Regions from separate parts of the Mus musculus genome. Here region 2 is linked to region 1. The links are chromatin contacts, found by Hi-C in ENCODE. All regions are on one chromosome and are shown on one strand. The core of a region is the stretch at or near the end of the contact, and the rest is flanking DNA. Distances in the headings are between cores, read along the strand shown. Region 1 has its middle 210 kb from the start of Gm33073. Region 2 has its middle 56 kb from the start of Gm33073.

Region 1 (6,869 bases), core at 923-3,422:
CTCCTTAAACAGAGATAATATCAAGAACAATGAAATTTGAGCTTCTATATAAAGAAGTAATTATATTAAATCCAGTCCTACTGCTCTGAAGTCTATCCTCACCCGTGAATGTATGCCTGCGTGTGTGTGTGTGTGTTTGTGATTTTCTTTGCCACATATTTGTCTCCTTTTTATGCCCTCTCTCATTGTTTCTTTTTCTTTCCTTTCCTCTTTATAATATATTTTAAGGTCTTCTCCAGCAATTCCAGGCCATCTGTCTTCACCATTCTAAATAAGCAGCCATGGACACATGGCTGCCTCCTCCAGACTGACAAAGGCTCTGGAGTACAGCTAAGAGAGATGACCCAACAGCAGTGGTGAAGAGCCCTAAAAATATTTAAAGGAAAAAATAGCAAGACTTACTTTTTTCTTCGCTCGACACCTCTTTTTTTCTTGAGTTTATTTCATGGTTTATCATTAGTATATGCCCTTACAGAATGCATTTGCATAATTGCCTGCCAGATAGATCTAAGCTTATTTTAAAGGTAACGGAATCTTATAGCATAAAAAGAAATTACAAACTTTAATTTCCTTTTATGTCAAGATTGCATACAGTCCCATGCAATACAACTGTAAAACATTAAAAAAGCAGGAAGGTGATAATATGTAGCAAACATTACTGAAATTTCTACTTCTGTACCAGATACAGGGAGTTCAGAAATGTATTTTTAGCAATTTAATAAGAATTTCATCCAATGAATAGACATGCTTTTTTAAATAACTCACATAAATTCTAAGACAGTAAGGACACCGTTTTTCTTTTTAAGTCAACAAATTAAAATTTTATATAAAAGACATTGGACGTGTTCCTTTTCCAGTTTTCTGCTCATTGATTTTTTTGTTTGCATAGCAAATTGAGTCATTTTATTCCCAGTGAATACTATCCTCTTATATAAATTTGTTGGTTTATTAAATCATTTTATCTAATGAGAGATATTTTAATTGGATGTAAATTATCACTATTTTTTTTACAGCAGATGCTGTGTGAATTACATGAACTTATATGAATTTCTGAGCTACTCATAAGTATTCAGAAAACTGCTGAAACCTGTTAGCAGAATAGAAGATAAGATACTTCTATTCTTTTTATGGGATGAATGCTGCATATGTAAAAATTGTTAGGCATTTTCTTCCCTGAGACGTTATTTATAAGCAAATGTCTCTTCATTGTCAAGTCTTATTATACAAGCTTACACCTGTATAGGTCACTGAAATATAGGCACTTCAGATACAGGAATACTGGACACCACCTGACATATCCCACCTCTTAAAGAAAGATTTTTAAATCATCCATAGGCCACCCGACAGCACTTTGAGTGATCTTTTTTATTTTTGTTGTTAATTTGGTTTGGTTCGGTTTTGCTTTTTAAATAAAACTGCTTCTTCAAAATGTTGATCCTATCTTAATTAGTTCTAATAAATTAATTTTTTACAACATATAAAAAGAAAAGAGTGATATAAAAATTTGTCCTCGAATTATATACAAACCACACTGTGTAGTTGCTACAACAAAATGGCAGCCAGGCTTTAAAAATATTAAAATCCTAACCACTTGAAATACATACTAGGATTTTGGGACTGACAAACATTTTTGAAAATGCATATATGCTACTAAAAGCAGACTTCCCAGGGCTCTGTGTTCTGTGGCTTATGTGCTGCGTGGTGAGAAGGACGTGTTGGGGAAGGAACTGCACATAGAATGTCATTAAGACACGTGTTCATCCGTGTGTGTCTTGCATTGTTCAGTGTTTTTTATAGAATGTTTCCCCTTTCTAAAAAAGCATGTAGTGGGTGTTCAGTGGGTTCTTTTGCTTTTCATTCTGTCAATTAGAACTTTGCAACTAATCCTAAAAGGGAAACAAAGTACAGTAGAGTTCCCAGCTTAAAGTTTAGAAAATGAGAGTCCTCATATTCAGAGTAAGATTTATACACATGAATGGAAAATCATCAAAATATTTTATTTAAATTAATAAGAAAAGGCAAAGCACTCCCTGAGACTGATAAAACCATAAGGAGAGATATGCCCAGGACATGAATTGATATGAACGCAGAACTTCATATGCAGTCATTTTCTTTATGGCTAATGCTTCAGTATGGGTGGCAGAGAGAATAGATCGTGGCTCCAAATTTGATTTTTCCAATCGTGGTTAATCAGGCCCTCTTTACCTACAAGAGATAAATCCCCATGGAAGAGAAGTAGATGAGGAGAGAGAGAGAAAACGCACATGGCCGGTTCCAAAGCTGCATGCCTCTCCAAACCCCAGACTGCTTCATATACGTTTCTCTCAGTGATGATTTCTTTCTCAGTAATTCTTTTTAGTTGACCATATAAAATTCCTGATAATTTTAAAGGAATAAAGAATCTAATCCAGATATGGGTTTTTCAGTATTGTACGCTAATCCCTTAGGAGGAAAGTAACTAAGCAATCACTTTTAAATAACTCACTGGGAAGCAGCGCAATAATGGAGTGACAGATAGGCTGATGCTAAATACACACAAACAGTAAACCTTCTTCCATGTCTTTCTTGGTGGCATCACTCACTTTCATGAGCCTCAGTTTCCTTCTTTGTAATTTAAGGAAAGTAATTGTTAGATTGCCTAATGGTTATTAATGATAAACATGGTAATATATGCAAAATGCCACAGAGGTCTCATCCGTAGAGTATATGCAGAGTATATGCATAGAGTATATGCAGAAAATACAGTCTTCTATTTCTACTTGGATTCACTAGAAGCACATGAGCAATTTAAGCACCAGTAAAATGAATCCTCATGCAATTTGTGAAACAGTCAGAATGGATCTGAGATATTTTTAGTGCTGAAGTCAACAGATTTCTTAATAAAACCTCTGAATAATAGAAAGAGAATTTTCATGTTTAAAAAACACATGCGGGTAACTCTGGTGAGGGAGTTTTCTTTTAAAAAATCCCCCTATTCAGACACAGAACCATCACAAGCCCTAAGAAGTTGTCATATCTACAGCAAACAACTGATTGCCTTTAAGCTATCTCCAGATTCATGGAGAAGAAAAATATGAATGTGGACTATGTTACATTCAAATAAAATGTTAATAGTTTTACAGTGAAACAAATTGTAAGGGTGCAAGCTTAGGTAATAAGTAAACTTTTGTTGTGTATAAAGAAATTGTTATCTCCCTCAGTATTTGACTGTGAAAAGTAAATTTAAACTATTTTAAATTGACAATTTGTTTACCATGGTATGAAATAAATAAAGAATACATAATCTAAAATTAAATTGCAAATTATCTTTTAAAACTCATAGTAATGTTAATTTCCTTTACACAATCATTTTAATCCTAATGAATTAACACGAATTGTGTCTTTTAATTTCTTATAGATATACTCTGTATTGGTCCACATGATCAGGACATAATTGATTTGTAACTCTCATACAGAACCATTTTTACATAAAGATTACATTCTGAAACAAGAAAATGTCAGCTTTGAAAAACTGTACTAAACCTAAATGATGCATGAAAGTTTAACATTTCCTTTCTCTACCTTTCTGGTTGAAAAAAATAAAAAGGATTTACAACTGATGAGTGGTATTAAAAATGTATTTTGTCTCTTTTTGGGTCATCCCAGTAGACACTATGTTTGTCTCCTAAACAAGTCTGTAAGTGTGGTATTATATTGTAGTTGATTCTGAAAAAAAGTATGAACAGATATAATTATGTCATTGGCAAGAATAATAAAATCAATAAATATCCATCTCTAGGTGATTAGAGTCATTTTTAAGCATGTGATGACAAGGTATGCCAGGTAATTCAAACATTAATGCACATTAATACACATTTGTGAAACTATAAATGTTGGCTTTTCATTCAAGAAAACAATTTGAGAGAAAAGCACTGAGAATTTGCTCAAAATTACAGTAGATGACTTTAGCTAAGAATATTTTCTTGTTATATTTCATGTTCTCTGTAAACACCTGGAAACTCTATGACACATCTCTACTCGTCAAGCTGGAGTTCTTGTTACTGGATGCTTTGACACTTAAAGTGAACATGATAGTTACACCTGTCCTTATATTTCATTAGCAGCAAGAAATGAGTCCTTGGAATGGAGTTACTATAACGAGGAAGAGGGGAAATGCAGTTGGACAATATGAGTAGTATTGCATTGTGTAAATGAACCACATTTTCTGTATCCATTCTTCTGTCTTGGGACAGATAGGTTGTTTCCATCTTCTGGCTATCACAAATAAGGCTACTGTGAATATAGTGGAACAAGTGCCCCTGTGGAATGGTGGGGCATCTTTTGGGTTTATTGTCTCTTTCCTTGTTGGCCTTTTCATCCTACTGATTTCTAAGATAACTATATTAACAAGCCCGAACCGACAAATATCTTACCCTTCAAAGCTCACTTCAGGTGACTTCAAGCAAGGAAACAAGTAAACAAGAAAACAAAACCAAAAATACAACCCTCTTCTTTCAGAGACCAATTTCCGGAAGAGCGTCTGCACAAAAACAGCAACTAGAAGTGATTAGACTTGTAAACAGCGAGGTTTTTGTTGTTGTTGTTATTGCTGTTGTTTGATTATAGTGAATAGCCTAGAGTCCTAACATGTAAGTAATACTGAGCAAAATCTATTCAGTTTATTTGCTGTGCTATTTCTCCCTCTCTGTTAGAAACTCAGAGCTTCTAATTTATCTAAAACTGTTCTTGGATTGACATCGGCATTGTTACTACAATGAGGTTTGGTTTCAAAGTGGTAAGTGGGCATGTAAGAGGGTAGTCACTTCCACTCATGACTACAGCTGCCCACATGTGACAAATGCCATTATCATCATGGGTCTTATTACCCTGAGCCACTAGGTGCTGTTGGAACAAATGTTTGTCATTAACAGTCTGATCCTTGAATATGTTATATTTTGCTTCGGGTATTTGGGTTATTGTAACAGCTGTTTGTAAACATTTTAAAGTCCACATTAGCAAACAAATGCTTAGGGATATTTTGACCCAAATGTCTGCCCCCTGAACCAAGTAAAGAATGCAGCATGGATGCCGAGGACACTTAAGCAACGGATTTAAATAGCAACCAGGATCAACTTCCTAGTTGAGGCATTTTCAGTCTCTGACTCCATTTGGGTCAATGTTCTTTGATCAGTTGGTGTAAGAACATTCATGGGTTCTCAGATTAAAGAAAGAAAGAAAGAAAGAAAGAAAGAAAGAAAGAAAGAAAGAAAGAAAGAAAGAAAGAAAGAAAGAAAGAAAGAAAAAGTAAACGACTAGCAGGTATTTGATGTGATTCAGGCTGGCAGTGTTCCACTAAGAATCAAAAATTTCCTCAATGATTGTTCAAGTTGCCAGTATCAAAGCGCAATCGCTTCCTTCAGAAACAGGGACATGAACAGCTTTAGAATTCGTCATCCGGTGAACGTTTTCATTCTGAAAATACCCCATGCTATTTTATGTAGTGGTAATGAGCTAGATATTTCTAGTGCTCGCCTGGGTAAGCAGTCACGAGGCTGTTGTGATAAATAAATAGTAAGAGTTACATTGCTCTGATAATAGCAGCTCTCATTGAAGGATGTGAATGTGCCTTGCAAGGGGAAAAAGCAATATAGAATCCCTAGAAAGGCTTTTATTAGCAGAAATGTAATACAACAATTTAAAAGGGGACAGTTATGCAGAGTAAGGAAGCTCTGACATTGTGTTTCTACTATGAATTGTAATTTGGGACATCTGGCCCCTCAACCCAGGTAATTGGAAAACTAATAACATTTTAAAGAAAAACATTAGTCCTTAGGATTTCTAGATCTAGTCAACTCACATAACCACCAGCAAGTTGTATCATTCACTGCTGAATAAACCCAGATATTTAAACTTAAATTTTACTGAAAATGTGGTGGTTATGACTATATTCTTTACTTCTTCTGCTTATTCTTTACGCAATAATTACTTGTGTTTAATCCATGGCCTCCAAAGTTAAAGGCATTTCTCATTAGAGTAATTATAAATATGTTGACTAATTGCTATTTTATGTACCACGATCATAGTATAAGATAAAATATTTCAGATTTATTTCTCAAAAATCTTTTTCTTAGGAAAATCAATATTTTAGATACTCCAGTCATAATTATAATTAGGACTAAATTAGTAACTGCAAAGTTAAGGTACTTTGGGTTCATGCTGAATGACAAAATCCAGTCAAATTTCAAACTGGGTAATAAATGGTTGACAGAATATAGTCTATAGGTGTGCTTTCATTCTAAATATGCATGCAAGTTTACTGACATTCTTTTAGTGCAATATTTTAGGGAAATTTAAATTTGTTCTAGTCTCAACATACATCTGAGCATATACACACATGTATGCACATGCACACACACACACACACACACATAGACAACACACATACACACACACACACAAGTGCACATAGACACACACACAGAACCCACATACACACCACACACACACACACATACACACACACACACACACACACACACACAGTACTTCTCACTCTATAGAGGAAAACCTTAAAATGAAGCTGATAGGGCTGTGTTCCCCTCTTTTTGAGTGTGATGGTTGTGACGGTCTTCACATTATTCACATACTTGTTGAAATAAAGATGGCCCTGTCATGAGTCATGCATTATGAATTTACTTATGCAATCAAAATTGGGGTAGGGACCTAGGAACAGATCTTGGGATCTTTTGAGCTTATTATTTTGAGCTTATTTTGACACAAACATTCTTTGTAGGTCAGACCCTGTTTATGTTAAGAGAAAGGTGGTTTTTATTCTATTGTCTCAGGTATCTCTTCATAGGATCCTGGTACATGTATGCATATTCTGGCAC
Region 2 (6,832 bases), core at 2,578-5,077, 160 kb after region 1:
GTTACCCTTATCTATTACATTTATTGAGACAGAATTTCTAGGTAGCCAGCCAGAGTGCCTCAGGGGTCTGCTGGTTTTTTTTTTTTTTTTTTTTTGGACAGCCAGTAAACTTGGTTGGTCAGCTCTTACATAGGTTTTGAAGATTCGAACTCTATTCCTCACATTTGTCAGGGAAACATTTTATCTCCTCAGCATCAGAATATTTGACAGCTACCAGAATGGCCTCTTACACATCTATTTGTCAAAATACAAATTCATATTCTTTTTATCTTCTCTCTTGTTCTGTGTTTGAACTAATGACTATTTTTCAACATATCATTTTGATAATAAAGGTGATGATTTCACTGTTTTGTTTCTTTCAAATATATACTCAAATACTTGCCACTGTAAGCAAGGTGATAGGCTCTGAGGACTTACTGATAATATGAGGACAGCTTTATCTCAGGTAGTTTATTGAGTACAGTACAAAACATATGCCTTTTTGAGAATTAACAACTCTGGGAAGGCATTTCATCTATTGGCTGTCAGTGAAGCTCTGAGACACTATAGTCTTTTTTATATAAAATTACAAAATGTTTTTTTAAAGATTATGTATTGGGACATTTTTGGTACCTTTTGGTCAGCCTTTTTCCTTTCAGTTTCTTGGCTCAAGCTATGCTTATTTGCAATTCTAGGACAGAACTTTGCCACAAAGCTACCTTCCCAGTCCCAGCCAAACTTGTAAGGTTTCATTTATTAACTCTTAGGAATCCTCAGATTTCCAGTCTCTCATAAAAATATGAAGCAGAAGTGTTGCAATACATTTCAGAGTTAAAGCTATACACCTATCACCTGCCTGAGGCAAATACTCATATCCAGTTTACAATCAATTGGTAGGATGCTCACAACTTCTACGGTTACTTTAGTGTGCAAGCACTGTGAAATCTGGACCTTCCTCTCCCTGAGGGGTTTCTTGTTTGTGTTCCCTGGTCCCATTCTTCACTTAAGTTTGTCTGTACGTACAGATCCCGGAGAATTATAGCTGAAACCGTTGAGTGATTTTAGGCTATGTAGAAAGTGACTGCACTGTTCTCCAGCCATGGCTTATTAGTAAACTATGAATTTGCATTCTGTGCTCCTTGGTCACAGCATAGGCATATATTATATTTGCAGCCATTTTCAGGTTCCAACTACATATTGTGGTGATGATGGATGATGAGGATGGTGGTGATGATTAGATGGAGCCGGGAGCTAAGGCACAATGGCTTGTCTTCTTCCTGGTTTGTTCTTACTCCTCACCATGCACTGAGAGCAGAAGACTACGGCTGAGCAGGGAGAAGCACTGTTTCTCTGCTTAACAGATCTGGGCACTCGTAACTGCAGAAATCACTGTCACGTAAACAACCATTACTGGTTCATGCCTCGGATGAAGCTCCCTGACACAAGCAATGCTATTTCTAGATGACTTCAGATGACTACTTAAAAATGATTCCACCCTTGATTCATAAGCCCCCAGTTTATAATATAACCATTATAAAGATGTACATGTAGTAGAGTTCACCCTACTGTTGAAAGTGGATTTATTGAACATTGTTTTTGCACAGTTTCTGTGCTGGATAGCTAGCTCTTCATTCCTCAACAAAATATAAACTATTAGTTAAGATTAACACACACACACAAACACACACACACACACACACAAGAAACAGAAACAAACGTCATATCTTAATTGTAATTACAAAGAGTAGAGCTAAATAAATATGCACCTATATTGCTTGTTACATACTTAGGAAATTTGAAAAATATAGGGATTCCAAAAATTTCAGACAACCTATTGTTTGCTGTAATTACAGTGAAAACTCTCAGCTTAAGTCTATCAGTTGCCAAGTAATTTGTCCAGAGATTTTGCCAATACCATTTTCAATATATTAGACAATAAATTGTAAATTTTATATCTCAACTCACATAAATGTGTGAAAGTTCATTGATGTTGTCTACAGCTCCATGGTACATAGAAATTGCTGCTGAAAAATACTTCTTCATAGAACTAATGAATGAGTGAGTAAGTGAATTCTATCTTTTTCAACCCAATGATCATCCTTGGAAAGTGGTGATGTATAAGTTAGGTATGCAAAATATACTTCATCATACACTCTGCTAAGGACAGTTATTTCTTGCTATCTATAAATGCTTTTGCTAACTGGAGAAACAATTGCTTCTTCCTGCGAAATCTCCATCTTTCGTTCTAATTCTAGAGGGAGTGGGGCTTGAGAAGGAACTAGGTAATATAGACAGGCCTGAGTCACACATTTCACCTAAGTCTCTGTTTTCTCTGAGACTGGTGACTATAACTGTGACATCTACAGTGATCTTGACTTCAGAAGAATTAATAATAATTTCTACTATGTTCTAAGGAATGAAACCCTTTCCTCATGAAGGAAACCTACTAATAATTTAAGTATTTGTATTTTCCATTCTTGTTTTGAGTATTCTGTCTCAAGAAATTGACAATAATTTTATCTGAAGTTTAAAAGTTGGGAAAAGAGGATCTTTTCCAGAAAATCAGTTCTAGATTTTAACTTGGCTTCTTAATTTCTTTTAGAAATACATTATCATTTATCACACTTATGTGAGTTGAGTGATAAAACTTTTAAAATTGTTATCTAATAAAATCAGTCATCCAATTTTTAAAATATGATCAAATGAAGCAATAATTGTACTTATTTTCCTACAAAACAGAGACAGAATTTAGTGACAATGAAATTGTTAAATCTACTTCATATCACAGATGCTTTAATCATGTCTCTTTTAATTTTTAATACAAGAATTGCCATCTTTTGAAGTGAAATTGTGAATATGCTTTTGCTACCAAGATATAATATTTATGCCATTATTCTTTATATTTTAGTGAACTTATATGTTAATTAAAATATAAGGAAATGGGTAAGTTTCCTTTCAGAAGTGCAGCCTGCTCCTTAGCGAGGTGAAGAGGAAAAAACTTCCAACTTCACAATAATTCCCTTTTTGTCCTCATTGCGTTGTGAATTCTCTTTTTGATTCTACAACAATGAATTTCTAGAATTGAGAAATTGATGATAGGAAACATAAGATTCTTCTCTCACTGAGGTTTACTAAGCTTCACCACTATAAAAATATTTAGTTGAGATGCTTGATTCCAGCTATTTGTGTAGACTGCATTGTCTTTAATTCCACAATGCCATGAGATAGGGGTGAATTACTTTAAATTGTAGTAGTAGCCAGGAGTAAAATGTGTCACTATTTTTAAATTTTTGCCTCATAATGGCTGCATCCAAACTATATTCTATTCAATTCAAGTATAAAAATCAATGCCCACTGGACATGCAGTGAAAGTTTAGAATTTATTTTCATATTTTATCATCAATTAAACTGATAAATGTACAAATTGTGCAGTTCACTTACTGTTTGGTAACCTTGAAGAAGGGAAACCCAAAAGGGTCTTTAGAAAAATAAGAGAAATTTGTTGACAAGATAAAGTCTTCAATGTGACTAAGTTTACTATCCTAAATAAATTTAGCTTTATCAGGAGCTCAGGAAAGCAGGAAAACAGCAGTAGCAACAACAACAAAGCATGAATCCTTTCTCCATGCACAAGGGTAATGTAAAATCATCTTGTTAGAAATAAAGCCTGCAGGGTTCTGTTTCCAGGGCTCCACGCTGGAAGACAGGAGGGTTGCCAGCAATTGTGCTTGTGAAAATTTCTGTAGCTAGCCAAGAACACTAAGATGGTTTTCCAATGGTATGAGCAGGGTTTCCTACTCTGTGGCAAGCATGGCTTTGAAACCAAGAAAGTTTAGTTTGCCCTTCAAGAAGAGTGATTTATGGGAGGAGGGGCATATTCTACTCTAAAAGGGTAGCAGAACCTTGCCCGAGGCAGTGTTGTGACATTGCCAGGGACGATGATTGTGAAATATTGAGTGCATGTTTTTGTGGTGATGTCTGAAAGTACTGGCTACTGCGGTGGTGTCTTCCGATCCTGCATGTCTATTTCTGGATCCACTTGCTTATAATTACTAATGAAGACACGACTCTGAAAGGAGAGGTGACTTCTCCTTCAGTTCTTTTATATCCATTGACAGATGGTTTCTGGTGAAAGTTTCTAAATAATTCTTTCCTACTTTCTGTAAGAGAATATAGTTCTGTTCACTAATTGAATGAATAAGATATTCTAAAGGTGATTCGATTTTCAGTATTATAGGCTACCTGTGTGTTGATCTAACCTTGGGCATCTATCAAGAACTGTCTCTAACTACTAAAGTGCATGTTGCAAATAATCAGCCGACTAAATCACAGTAACTAAGGGAAATCAGGACAAGTCTAATAGTAGCCAAGCTCTAAATAGGACTTTACATAAAAATAGAAAATGTGACTCAGAATACAGTACTAGTTCTTCTTAGAGATGTGTTCCCAACCATCAGAGTCAGCGTGGGCTCTGCCACTTGGAAGTATGGCCTAACAGGCTAAATGGGAAGAGGAAAGGGGGAATTTTCCCCAGACTCTCTTTTAAAATATTATTTCACATTATTCCATCATGCTTATAGGATACAATTTCTGCCTACTCATTTTCTCATTTCCTTAGTAGTAAGTTTCAGTAAGCCTTACATTAGAAGAGTTGCTTTTCTGTTCTAATGACATTGTAAGTTCACAAAATATATCTTAGGTAAACAAATGTTTGGCTTTTGTTATTTATTTATTAGCTGAATGATCACCATATCAAATAAACACAGCGATGATTTCTGCTGTGACACACCATGCATCAAAGACAGAAAAGACCATAGAAAGGACAGGACAGAAACACTGTCATATTTATATCTACCAACTTGCAAGGCCATTTGAGAAGCTCCATTTGGACTCCAGTCTCTCAGTAGCTCACAGGATTGACATTTCTTAGTTGGCTGAAACTACAAATTACGGGTAAGTATAAAAATTGTAGATATTTATTTTCATAATTCTAAGTATAGTGCTTTCACATACTCTTTTTTTTTTCATCCTGTGTTTATTTGACACATTAGTCAAATTCAGTAGATTTTTAGAAATCTAATAGTAAGGAGAGGTAGAATGGGGGGTGGGCAGGAAAGCATTATAACAATCCCTGTGGGGCATTAACAGGGGGATTGTACCCACATCTGCTTTGGGGTGGGAGGGAATTGTCTGCAAGTAAAGAGGACTGAAACCCCTCCTCTCCCTTCTCAGCCTTGAACAGCAGGTGTTCGAAGTCCAGTTGCACAGTAAGTTCCTGTAAACAAAACTACTTATTTATAGACGGCTTCTCAGTACTGTTTCCATGAGCTCAGTCAAAATGCGACCAGGGTCACACATCAACTGAAAAGAAAAATAAAATCCTTATATTTGAATTGTCACAATTAACAAGGGCATGAAGATAATCTTTGGGAGGAACTCAGGATTATGAGTGGACACAGGTTTAAAGAAACACAAAAACAAACCCATGAGCTCCTGCTTTTAGAGCAAAACGAAATAGGGCTGACATCATGGAAATCTGCCAGCCGACCTAAGCAAAATGTAACGTGCCTACTTCTCCTTTCTAGTCTTTCTTTTTTCTATATAACGTTCATGGGAGCCAACATTGGGGGAGGGGAGAGCGTTAACCTCAGTACACACACACACACTATGAGGTGAAAAGTTAAATCATTCAAATATTCAAGGTTTCCCATAAATTGTTTCCTTTTGAAAATTTTGAATGGCAGAGTAAAATACCAATATCAATGCCTTCTTTTACTATGCATTATATATAAGTCAGTATTTTATAACTAGTCTCACAATTCTCTCTTTGTGAAAATTTCACATGTATTTTAGAAGATAAAGTCTTCAACAGTTTTAATATATATTTACGTTATACAAAATAACACCTTGGTTTTTGTTGTTTATTTCTTCTTGTTTTGTTTGTTCATTTTTGGTTTTATTCTTGGGCTTTTGGTTTTGATTTTTGTTTTTCGTCCTTTTTGTTTGTTTACTTAAGAGTGAAAGAAGGCATGGGTTTGAATTGGTCAGGAAGTGGGAAAGATTTGAGAGATGAGGGAGAAGAAACTGATCAAAATATATTGTATTAAAAATCCTTTATTTTCAATAAAAAATTAAAAAACAGAAGGCATGTAGGTATTTGAATAGATGAACATAGCAAATTTTAAAAACAATTTTATTAATTTTTAGAGAATTTCATACAATTGGATTTTAATCATTTCTTAACTCTCCCTTAACATCTCCCCCACCTACCTACTCATCCAACTTTATGTTCTCCCTCCCTCTCTCCCTCCCTCCCTCCCTTCCTTCCATCATCCCTCCCACTCCATCAGTATAACTATTTCACACTGACTTTCAAAATCTTAACTACATTCAAGAGTTAAACATGATTAGTTGATAACCTTCACCTTAAGAAACTATGCTTTATGAACAAGTTAAAATTAAAGCTTTGCTAAAGCAGAGATATAATTCTCACTCGTAGCAAACAATAGGCAGCTCTTTACATATATATTAAATGAATCTATAATATATGAAATCAATCACAATGCAACACATGAAATAAGTACAAACTGAGGAAGGACGAGTAAACCCTTAGCCAAGTGATCCATGGAGATCTCATGTAGCTGCTTGAGCTTAATAGCTTTCTATTAGGCAACAGCTCAAAATGAGGCATTCTTGAGCAGAAAGTGCTAAAAGGAAGTGACAGGCAGAGGGGACAGGAAGAATACCACACAGTGCTAAAGGAAAATGCAGGATGTGAACAAGTGCCATGGAAGAGACAGATTCGGCTTGAGTGAGCAGAGAAATTTTCAGAGAAAGCAGATTGTAGTTAGAT

Evidence for each region. Hi-C counts contacts between places; a loop is a spot of excess contacts on that map.
Region 2: a map of mature B cell shows a loop between it and region 1 (2.2-fold over the local background). The contact joins two enhancer-like sites. A Hi-C loop is called at or near these places in 1 of 37 maps with a recorded cell type or tissue (mature B cell).

The regions. Positions count from the first base shown.
Region 1 is chr13:82,907,602-82,914,470 of GRCm38, forward strand. No RefSeq gene overlaps it. Among named protein-coding and RNA genes, the nearest start is that of Gm33073, 210 kb to the right of the region's middle. Within about 2 kb of position 2,173, at least 1 of the 3 ENCODE cell types and tissues checked has a DNase peak (open chromatin) inside an H3K27ac peak, as active enhancers do.
Region 2 is chr13:83,061,017-83,067,848 of GRCm38, forward strand. No RefSeq gene overlaps it. Among named protein-coding and RNA genes, the nearest start is that of Gm33073, 56 kb to the right of the region's middle. Within about 2 kb of position 3,828, at least 1 of the 3 ENCODE cell types and tissues checked has a DNase peak (open chromatin) inside an H3K27ac peak, as active enhancers do.